2 separate regions of the Homo sapiens genome follow, and region 1 is linked to region 2. Evidence: chromatin loops called from intact Hi-C (ENCODE). Cell type or tissue: mammary epithelial cell. All regions are shown on one strand. Each heading gives the region's core, and the rest is flanking DNA. Links, peaks and the distances in the headings are about the cores only. Region 1 overlaps LINC01090 (long intergenic non-protein coding RNA 1090). Region 2 overlaps LINC01090 (long intergenic non-protein coding RNA 1090).

Region 1 (5,392 bases), core at 277-5,276, 56 kb after region 2:
TGCAAACTCACTGCTGAATTTGAAGATGGAGGAAGAGGACCATGAGCCAAGTAATGTATACTGCCTCTGAGAATCAGGGGAAAGATGCAAAGAAATGGATTTTCCCCTAGGGCCTTCAGGAAAGAATGTGGCCCTGCTGACACCTTCATTGTAGCCAAGTGAGACTGCTGATAGACTTCTGAAATGCAGAACTGTAAGATAACACATCTGTCGCTTTTAAACCTGATAAATTTCTGGTAATTTGTCATGGCAGCAATAGAAATTGAATATATTCATGTAACCACCTTTGACTTCTTTACCTCTGTCTGATTTATTCTTCAGATATCTAATAATTTGCTTTAAAGCACTTTCTTCAATTCATTTTTCAGGTAGCCTTGCCTCAGTGAGACCCTCCCTAGCCATTGTGTCTAAAGTTGTAACCCCTTCACTTCCACCCCAAACAGTTTCTAGGCTGATATTCTGTTTTATTTGTCTCTTTAGCACTAATCTCTATTCCTAATATATGATGTATTTACTTTATTAATTTTGTTTACTGCCTGTCTCCACTTCTAGAAGGTAGCTCCATGAGAGTAGCATTTTCATCCCTTTTTTTCTTCACAACTTTACCTCCAGCATGTAGACATGAGTCTACTATGTTGTATTCTTAAACTATGTTTAATGAATAAATGAGTGTAAAGTAGATGTAGCTGCTTTTTCATGAGACAAGCCATACTTATATACTCATTTACTTATAGTTTTTGTCAGTCTCTTCTGGGGTGTTAGATTCATAAGTGCATAATAATTTGTCGTCTTCTCAGCTACAAGTGTCTCAAATGAGAATTACTTTAAAATACCAGAGGAAGAGACTCTTTAAAATGCTAATATTCTCTTTATAAAAATACAAACATGCACAACCATTGGAATATAGTTTTCAGATAATTCATGGACACGCTGAAGCCCATTCTTAAGATCCATACTGGTGTATCTATTAGAAACATATAATTCCTACCATAGTGAACATTGTAAATGCGTGGCATCACTTTTGAGAACTTGAAAATAAAATCCTTATTACAACTGATAATTGAACACAGGGTTAAATGAATATTAATAGATCTGTGAGACATGGAAAGCCCTCTTTTCACAAACATAAAGAAATGTATGTGTGCATTGACCAAGGAAATAAGAGAATCATTTTTGCCTTATATGAATGCTAAAACCATTTTAATAGTTTTTCTTTTCCTGATGGTAGTTTAATAAAGCTTTCTTTTTATAAATTAACACTTATCTCTGTACTTTTTTCACTTACTAAATAAATTGAAATGCATAAAATGTTATAGAAAATATACTCACTTGAAAATGTCATTATTGTCTAATTATGAAATAAAATTGAAAAATATTTTGTAACTTCCAGCAGTAATTAAAATTTTTGCTACATATCAGACAACAGACAGACCAATGGCACCTACAACTTTATCAAATTTTAAAAGCTCAATAGAAAAGTCTGTGAAATATGTAAATTTGCTTAGATTTGCTTCCTTACAGACAAAAATTCATAGGACAACAGTAATTTGAATGTAAGAAAAATGGTAAAAATTAATTTATCCACAGTTATTATTTAATTCTTACTAAAGTCAATTAAAAGAGTCACAATTCCCTCACTGAACGATATTTGCTATCTGTTTAAACATATGAGAAGAGATACTAATGCATACACAAAGTGCAGTTTACAGCTATCCCTGAAGATATCTTAGTAAAAAGACTCTTGGCTGCATATATCCAATAGTTATTAATTCTACTATTGTTACCCACATTAGCCAGACATTATAGTGCCTTCTCTCTGACATGACACTGTGTCAGGCACTTTACATATATAAAGTGAATATTATTAGTCCCCATTTTACAGATCAGAAACTGGAGCTTATTTAGTTTTAAAAATGTGTCCAAATTTATATAGCTGGGAGTGGTAGAGCTGAGATTTAAGAGCTACTGTCCTTACCACTCTCTTATTGCCAGGACCTCCTGGTTATTTCCACAGATGACTTCTATTGTTTTTCTCCTTAGTTGATCTTGTTATAATGGACTTTGTCTTCTAAACTGCTTTTCTTAGATTACATTTTTCCCATTTGGTATTAATCAGACATAAACCAGAGCCAATCAAGGCTTCTGATGAGCATGACTTCAAGGGTGCTGATATGTTATCATTGGTTACAATCCAAAAGATTTGATATTGTAATCATTGTGTGTGTGCAGTGTTTTTTAGGACAAGTATACCTTCCCTTGGGCTTTTCCAAATAATGGAGCCTGAGAGTCCCCACTACTTTCATGGCCCCCTTGATGTGTAGAAACCTCAGGCTTGTAATACCCAAACTATCACAAATGCTAAATGTAATCAATGTTGCTTTTATGCTATGGATTTGGAGTCTAAGAGACAAAAACCTCCCACCCAACTGTTACAACCCTGTCCAACCCTCAAGTTATTATTTCTGTGCTTGCCATGTATCAGACCCTGGGCTAAATATTAGGACTATAATAATCAGCACATGAGATCCCTGTTATCAGGACGCTTAAACACAAATGTGGGTGAGAGTCTCAAATCAAATATGACACAAAATATACAATTGTACATACTTATGTACCATTAAGGAACGATCTCAGACAGTAGACAATATAGGTACCTACCCTAATCTGTCAGTTCAGCTAAGTCTTCCCTAAACAGGATAAGTTAACTGAGGGTGCAGGGAAATCCAGGAGAGGGACTGGCAGTCTCAAGTTCTGAGGCTGGAGCAGACTTTGACATCTGAGAAAGTGAAAAAAGAGCAGCATAGCTAAAATACAGAAAGCAAAGGGGAAAGTGGCATAAGATGAAGTAAGAGAGGTCAGAAGGGCCTTATAGGCTAGTTTAAGATAAATCTAATTTAAAGCAAGAGCAATAGAAAGCCACAGAATGGTTTTACACAGGGCAATGACCTAATCATATTTGCATTTTTATAAAAACACCATTTCCTTGTCTTTGAAAATGTGGTGTGTTTTTTTTTTTTCCGAGTAGATAAAAAGAGAATTTGACCAAAAACATTTGATCGAACACAACCCAGTCACTTTAAGACAAAGGAGAGTATTGGTTAGTGAGTATTAATCACTCCTACCATTGGTTGGTTCAAAATGAATTTCAACTTTTAACATTCCAGAAAAATGTGAATAAACATGTCCTTGTAAATTTGCATAATTACAAGTATATTCCAAGTATCATGAGAGAATTTCTAATTTAAGTACAATGCCATCTATGTTTGGTACTGCATTTCTGAGTAGGATGTTTTTTGCACATTTCCCATAATGAATTTCAGAGCTTTGGTTGAGATCTTGTTCTCGTATTGTTTTCCAGTCATATGATAACATCACTGAAAGTTTTACTCATCAGGAAAATATGTTGCACTATTTGAAGAGGCAGAGGGACAAGGATAGACATGAACATATCCTGATGCAATCATTAATTTTTCTTTCAAGAAACCCTTGTTTAATATTGAATATGTATCAACAGGGTGAGATGAAAAAAGAATAGTTCTTCCTCTTTCTCTTTCTCCTTATACTCTTGTTTTTCTTATTCAGAAAGGAAAGGACAAACATGGTTCCTTAGAAGAAACTGTAATTTTATTCCAAAACATTTCATATCATCTAAAATTGTGAAAACTATCACCAGAAGCAAGAAATACTTGGTAGATTTTGCCAGTCTAATGAATTAATTCACTGTGAAGTTTATGGTTATATTAATTTTATGTATGAAAAAAAGGAGGTTTGAAGATCATTAATTAGTGCATAATTCAAAAGAGGAAAGGTTGTAGGGCCAGTGCTCACCCCTTATGAGTATCTACTGAAAAGCTGTGTGCCTAACAAAAGCTTGAGTGTCAAGGGACTCCAGGTGAAGACAGTCTCAGGTGAGTCCAGACAAGTAATTCTCAGCCCTGGATGCATATTAGAGTCATCAGGAAGTTTTATAACATACCAGCAGTGGGGATGGTCAATATATAAGCTTCTCTGGGTTTGACCAAGAGAATCACTAACTTTAAGACTCTCCCCATACTTCCAAAAATGCAGTTAGATTTGAGAATCCCTGGTTCAGACAAGGATTCTTTATTTTAATTCAATCTTCCTCTACCTTCATCACCTCACTTTTCCAATTGTTTTATTTCCTGTAGTCATTATTTCCTTTAAAGCTAAACCTTACAGAAGTTTTGGACAAAGAAACAAAGGAGAGAGAACAATTCGTTGGATGCTGAGTGCTATTATTTACAATTCTTTTTCAAAAGCTTTATTAAAGTATAACTAATATACAAAAAATGCAAATATTTACTGTACACATTTGGATTTCACCTTTTTTTGTTGTTCAACCTATTGTCACTAGACTTGCCATCTCACCCTGGATTACTGAAACTTTCTTCCAGTTTCTTTATTTCTCTCATTAATATTATATATTAACTATGCAGTTATATTCAAGTAGACTTTTACCTGCCAGTGTACTGGTAAAAAAAAAAAAAAACAGCATGGTTTAAATTTGTGTACTGCAACTGCTTCTCTGCTTTCAAAACCTGTCCTTATATATTTTATACTGTCACTATTGCCCCAGTGTCACAGACTCAGCTCCAACCTTCCTGCTCATTCTTATCATGGAGGATTTCCTTTTATGCTTCCTTCCCTGTTGCCTTGATGGGCCTATCATCCTCATTTGCCTTTCTCTTTCTAAAACCCCTCTCAATTCCTATCTTCTCTATGAAGCTGCTATTATTGCAGCCCACACTGACTGCTTCCTTTTTGGAGGTACTAATTTTGTGTATTACATCACAAGAATTAGAACTTTATTGTTTTCTAATAGTTTTATAAATATTGGGCCCTTCATACTTTGTTTTATACTTTTTGACAGCAGAAATCAAGTTGTATATTTTTAAGTTATGTCCTCCACATCTTCTTTGAACTTCCAAACTCCATAAATACTTAATGCTAATAAATATAATCCATGCCCTTTTGTAATGCATCGTACTTATTCATGTAACTTTTTCTGGAGTCCTAAAATCTTCCTTAGGGATACTTCTGTGTTTGTCTCATTCTTGCATACTTCTAAGGGTATTTTCATTATACTATATTGTAATGGTCTATTTGTCCACTTCCTATATCTGCTAGATTGTGTGCTTTTTGTGGACGGAAGAAATGTCTTATGTGTTCCCTGTCACTTTAATGAGTTGCTTTTCTTATGTCCTTGCAATGATTCACGTATGCATTCCTCTATATACCTTCATCATCTTCTACGTCTTCCATCACAACACTTAATATAAATACAACTTTAACATCTCTTTCACACAATACATTGTAACACAATGCTTCTCAACCAAGGATGTTTTTGAACCCTGGGGGACATTTGGTAAAG
Region 2 (5,392 bases), core at 340-5,339:
TAAAGCATTTACCATAGTGACTCTCACCAAGAAAGACTAACAAATGTTACTAGTGATAATGAAAACAATATAATGAAACAAACTTAAACTTTTAAAATTATATAATAATCATCTAAACTTTGGGGAATTGTTAATATGTAATTTTTATGATATATATGCATATAATAATGCAACTCTAAAAATTGGTAACACTCAAATTGCATGTGCACTCATTAAATTATTTGGGGTTTGCCATTGATTTTTTACTGAGCAATGCTATTTAACAATTATACATACAATAGCTCAAATAAAGTCAGCCTACATTTCTTCAGAAGCAGTGGGTAGGAATGACCCAGAATTATTCATTGTTGATACTTTCGTTTATATCATATTGCTGTCCTTGATTCAAACTTGAAAGCAGTTTAGGATACTATTTTCGCCCACAGTGGCAAATGCCTCTGATTTCTGCTAAGTGATTCTCTGATCAAATCAGTGTGAGTAGAGTCAATTTAGCTGGGTTAATGGGATTTGGCTTCTCAGGATAAGTAGCTATTTCAGTGCCTATGCACATTTATCTTCTTTCACAGTGGTTAACAGGCCCCTAATAGAATGACAGATTTCCAGGGGTCACCCTATAAAAATATTTGGATTTCTTAACAAAAAAAAAATGTTATATAGGTAAATTGATAGTAATTCATTAGTATAACATGCTTAATAAATTATAAGTGTTTAAAAACTTATGGAGAGCTTCCTTTAGGTGAATATTATTTAAAGCAATAGTATATAAATATGAGTTCTTAAAATATTAATAATCACGTAGGGAAGTTAGGCCCATTGAATCTATTTGTGAAGTAAAGTTTCAGTGAGAGTGTTTAGGAAAATAAAATAAGTGAAATAAGATTTGGAATACAGTAGTCTCCCCTTATCCATGGTTTATCTTTCCACAGTCCAAAAATATTACAGTAATTTGAGACATCATATTTATACAACTTTTATTACCGTATATTATTATAATTGTTCTATTTTATTGTTAGTGATTGTTTTAATCTCTTACCGTGCCTAACTTATGAATTAAACTTTATCATAGATATGTAAGTAGAGACATATCTCAGAGATATTGTGAGTTTGGTTCGAAAGTATCACAATAAAGCAAATAGAGTAATATAGTGAGTCACACCTTTTTTTGGTGAAGTAGTCTCCTTCTGGATGACTTTCAGGTAGTCTCTTTCTGTCTCTTTGTCTCAGACTTAAAAATACTTTTACTTTGCTTTTTGGCATGAATCGCTTAATCAGTCTTCCTGTTACTCTGAACTTTTGCTTTTTTCCAACTCTGCCTCATTATTTTATTCATTAATTTCACCTTTACAGACTTCCTGCTATCTGTTAGCTTTGCTCCAAGCATTGGAATTCTAGAGATACAAGGCAGTCACTGGCTTCATGGAGATCTTCTTGTCTTAATTTCACTGTAATATTTAATTCAAGTCAATTAAGTAAAAATTTACTAGCATTTCCTATGTTTTAATCATCCTGAGGAAAAGAAAGATGGAGAACTGTCTCCGATCTTAAGAAATTCATAATCAGATTAGAGAGAGCAATATTTACAAACATAGGAAAGTGTATTAAATGTTGAGATAAATGTTTTTTTAACTTGTTATGGGAGTTTTGAGAAAAGATCTGATTTTATACCATTGAGAACAAGGTAGAGAAAGAGGAAGGCTTATTACTACATTTGACATAAATGGTTCATTTCCTCAATGTGTGCACATCCAAAAGAGACCCATTGCCTTGTTGTCGTTTTACTGGTGTAATTTCCCCTGAGAAATTTAACTAAAGTTTTCATTTTTTATATTTCTTTATAGTTGGAAGGCCTAGCAGTCCTAGATGAAAGACAGTGGTGATATATGTTGAGGAGTGAAGGAAGTTGGAGAAATGGGCACCTGGGGAAGAAGCATTAAGTGTTGATTAATTTAGTCCAACAAATGTATTGAACACAAACTATGCCAAGCACTGTTGTAGGTTTTGCACATGCAGCAGTACACGAAGCAAACCAAAATCTACCCTAATGGAAGTTGTATTCCTAGTGAATAGGATACTTAAGAAATAAATAAATATGCAAAAAGCATAGTATGCCAAATGATGAGGGCTATACAAATATATAAAAGATTTTAAAAATATTTTTATATCTCACAGAAAAGAGAGGGGGATTTTTAGAGTAGACCTACTTTACATAGAATAGTTAAGAAAGTCCTCACTTACAGGGTGACGTTTGCACAGAAACTTGACCATGGCAAGGGAGTGAGCTGTGAGAGTATCTGGAGGAAGAACATCACAACTGAGAAGTACAATGCCCCTGAGGTACAAGAGACAACAAGGAGGTATTCCAGGGTACAGTGATCAAGGAAAAGAGAATTTTAAAAATGAGATTTACAGAGAGAGCAGAGAGTCAAATCTTGTAATAACAGAAATGACTGTGGGCTGTTCAAAGAGTAGGGAGAGAGAATAACTATGGTTAATAGGGAATGAGTCATTAACTCGTGGTCAACATACCGAAGATCCACATGCAAGTTTAGGTAGCAGACCAGGAATTCACCCTTTCCAAGGACAGGAATTCAGTCTAGGGAATGTTTAATCTGATTTTCCTATTTTTAGAAAGTAAAATGGGCAGAAAGGACTTGAATTTGGAGTCGAGAAGTTTGTTTCTTGTTTCTGCTCTGCCCCTAACTAGCTATCTAGGGCTAATAAATTTTAAATCTCTGGGTTTCCTTTTTGTTTCTCCTTTGAAATGAAGAGATGTTTTCTATATGTTATGTAAGCTTTAAATATTCAATTCAAGGCTAAGTGGTGAGTCCAACCTAGTGCTACAAATACTTACTATTTTTAGAGGGCCCAGAAAGCCAGGTTTATTCTTATTTTTTAAACTTTTGGGGAATCCTATAAAATAACAGTTTTTTCTGTTCATTTCTTTGTTTCTGAGAGAAGGCCTATTCCTCTGGCTAGTTTTCCAGCTTGACTTCTGAGCTCAACAAGGTAGAAGACAGAACAGTGAATCTGGAGGCATTCTCTGAGATCTTTGCACACAACGGTTCATCATCCTCTGTAAAGGGCATATGCACATAATTTCTGCGGGCAAAAGCTTAACTTTTTAAATAGAAAACAAATAAATAGTTACTTAATTTCTCCATTTTAACATATTAATATAGTTTATGATCTACATTTCAGAATATTTTATTTTTTTAGATAGGATCTTGCTATGTTGCCCAGGCTTGAGTGCAGTGGCTCTTCATAGGCACAATCATAGCTCACTGCAGCCTGAACTCCTGTGCTCAAGTGATCCTCCCACCTCTGCCTCCCAAGTAGCTGGCCTACAGGAGTGTGTTGCCACTCTTGACTACATTTCAGAAATTTAGAAACCATGTTCACATATGAGTTAATGTATAGCTTGGTCTGGGTTTTCAATGTTAAGTTCAAGAAGGACTTTTTTCTTTCTTATTTTCAACTACAATTTTATGCATAATTTATCACTGAATAATCTAAGTCCTGAAGTAAAAATATTATATTATGTAGATGACTCATAAGATAGAAGATACTGCTCTAATTTTACTTAGTTATCCTTTTTGACCTATGAAAACTGGATTATTCTCAAGGCCTTATTGATGCCATTGTGGTCATAGGTTCCAGTGCCTGAGATTCAACCAATGAGTTAAATACCTAAGCTACAATGACATCCTTTTAAAGGGGCCACAATGTAAGGCAGAAAATACAATATCAATTACTTATTGAAACTCACCATCTTGATAGCAAAAGAATCCCAGAGCATACCTCTTGCTGACCCTGAGGGTGAAGGACAGCATTGAGGAAGCATCTAGAAGGGTGAAGAGTGAACATACTGACTATCACTTCAACACCTCATTGAAGAGTCAGTGTTGGTAGGTTGGTTTTTCCACCAGATCATACTAGAGTTATTCTTTCCTTCCCCTTTAAAAATTTCTATACCACTGTGAAAGGAAAATATCTTGGGCCCCCAAAAATCACTAAGGAAGACTCAAGCTGGAAACTGCTTAGGGCAAACCTGCTTCCCATTCTATTCAAAGTTATCCCTCTGCTCACTGAGACAGATCATATTTGATTGCCTCCATTGGAAAGGCTAATCAGAAACTCAAAAGAATGCAATCATTATATCTCACCTATCTAAGTGACCTAGAAGCTCCCTCCTTGGAATCTTCAAGTCTTCCTGCCTTTGCTTCAAGTTGTCCTGCCTTTCCGGACCAAACCAATGTACTGCTTACATATATTGATTGATGTCTCATGTCTTCCTAAAATGCATAAAACCAATCTGTACCCCAACCACCTCGGGCAAATTTTGTTAGGACTTCCTAAGGCTGTGTCACAGGCAAGTCCTCAACCTCGACAAAATAAACTTTCTAAATTAACTGAGACCTGTCTCAGATTTTCTGGGTTCACATCACTATCTAGAAACCCTTCTTTACATAATACAGCTTCTTGAAACTAAAAAATTAATATATACATTAGCTTTTGCTAATAAGAAATAAGTGAATGGAAAATAAAGAGAATATGTGGATGATATGATTAGCCTTTGTGTCCCTACTCAAATTTCATCTTGAATTGTAATCCCCATAATCCCCACGTGTCAAGGGAGAGACCAGGTAGGAGTAATTGAATCATGGGGGTGGTTTCCCCCATGCTGTTCTCCTGATAGTGAATGAGTTCTCATGAGATGTGATGGTTTTATAAGGGGCTCTTCCCCCTTTGCTCAGCTCTTCTCCTTCTTGCCGCCTTGTGAAGAAGGTGCCTTGTTTCCTCTTCACCTTCCAAAATGATTTTAAGTTTCCTGAGGTCTCCCCAGCCATGCTGAACTATGAGTCAGTTAAACCTATTTCCTTTATAAATTACCCAGTCTTGGGCAGTTCTTCATAGCAGTGTGAAAACAAACTAATATAGTGGATGAAAATATGAGATACAAATTGGCAATATTTGTTGATTGATTAAAAATGAAAGATCCAGGGAAGAGGGAAATTAGCAATGATGCCAGATATAAGTGGCTTAGAAGGTGTAGGTGACAATAAATTGAAAATTGAGGAAAAAGCTACTTAGGGAATAAGAGAATATTACAGCAATGCTCTAATTCAAGGAAGAACAAAGCAATGCTAAGTTAAACTTAAAATAATTTTTTTTAAGAATTAAGAGTTATTCAAATAAATGTTTAGTGGTCAATCTTTTTATGTCTTTAATGAATTATTTGATTTTTTTTTTGTAGTGAGACTTAGCTGTATCAGTTTTCATAGTTAGCATAAATGTAATTGCTTCTAAACTGGGTGAAGCATGCATGAGCACTTTGGTCTGATTTGGGTAACTATAGCCTAGGAACAAAAGGTGAAGCCTTGGTAAGAAAAAA

What was found. Peaks named below come from ENCODE experiments on the same cell type or tissue, not always from the same donor. Only the 100,000 strongest peaks of a DNase experiment are listed, where the experiment ranks them.
Region 1: a loop joins it to region 2, with 2.7 times the contacts of the local background. A loop is called at or near these places in 1 of 110 quality-filtered maps.

What each region holds. Positions count from the first base shown.
Region 1 is chr2:188,140,820-188,146,211 of GRCh38, reverse strand. All of the region lies in intron 2 of LINC01090 (long intergenic non-protein coding RNA 1090), which reads left to right. Among named protein-coding and RNA genes, the nearest start is that of LINC01090, 140 kb to the left of the region's middle. In mammary epithelial cell, for the core only: no CTCF peak of the experiment used is centred there; a DNase peak (open chromatin) is centred at 3,381; H3K27ac peaks cover 1,997 bases.
Region 2 is chr2:188,196,966-188,202,357 of GRCh38, reverse strand. The region is part of intron 1 of LINC01090 (long intergenic non-protein coding RNA 1090); the gene reads left to right. Among named protein-coding and RNA genes, the nearest start is that of LINC01090, 88 kb to the left of the region's middle. In mammary epithelial cell, for the core only: no CTCF peak of the experiment used is centred there; a DNase peak (open chromatin) is centred at 2,347; H3K27ac peaks cover 1,641 bases.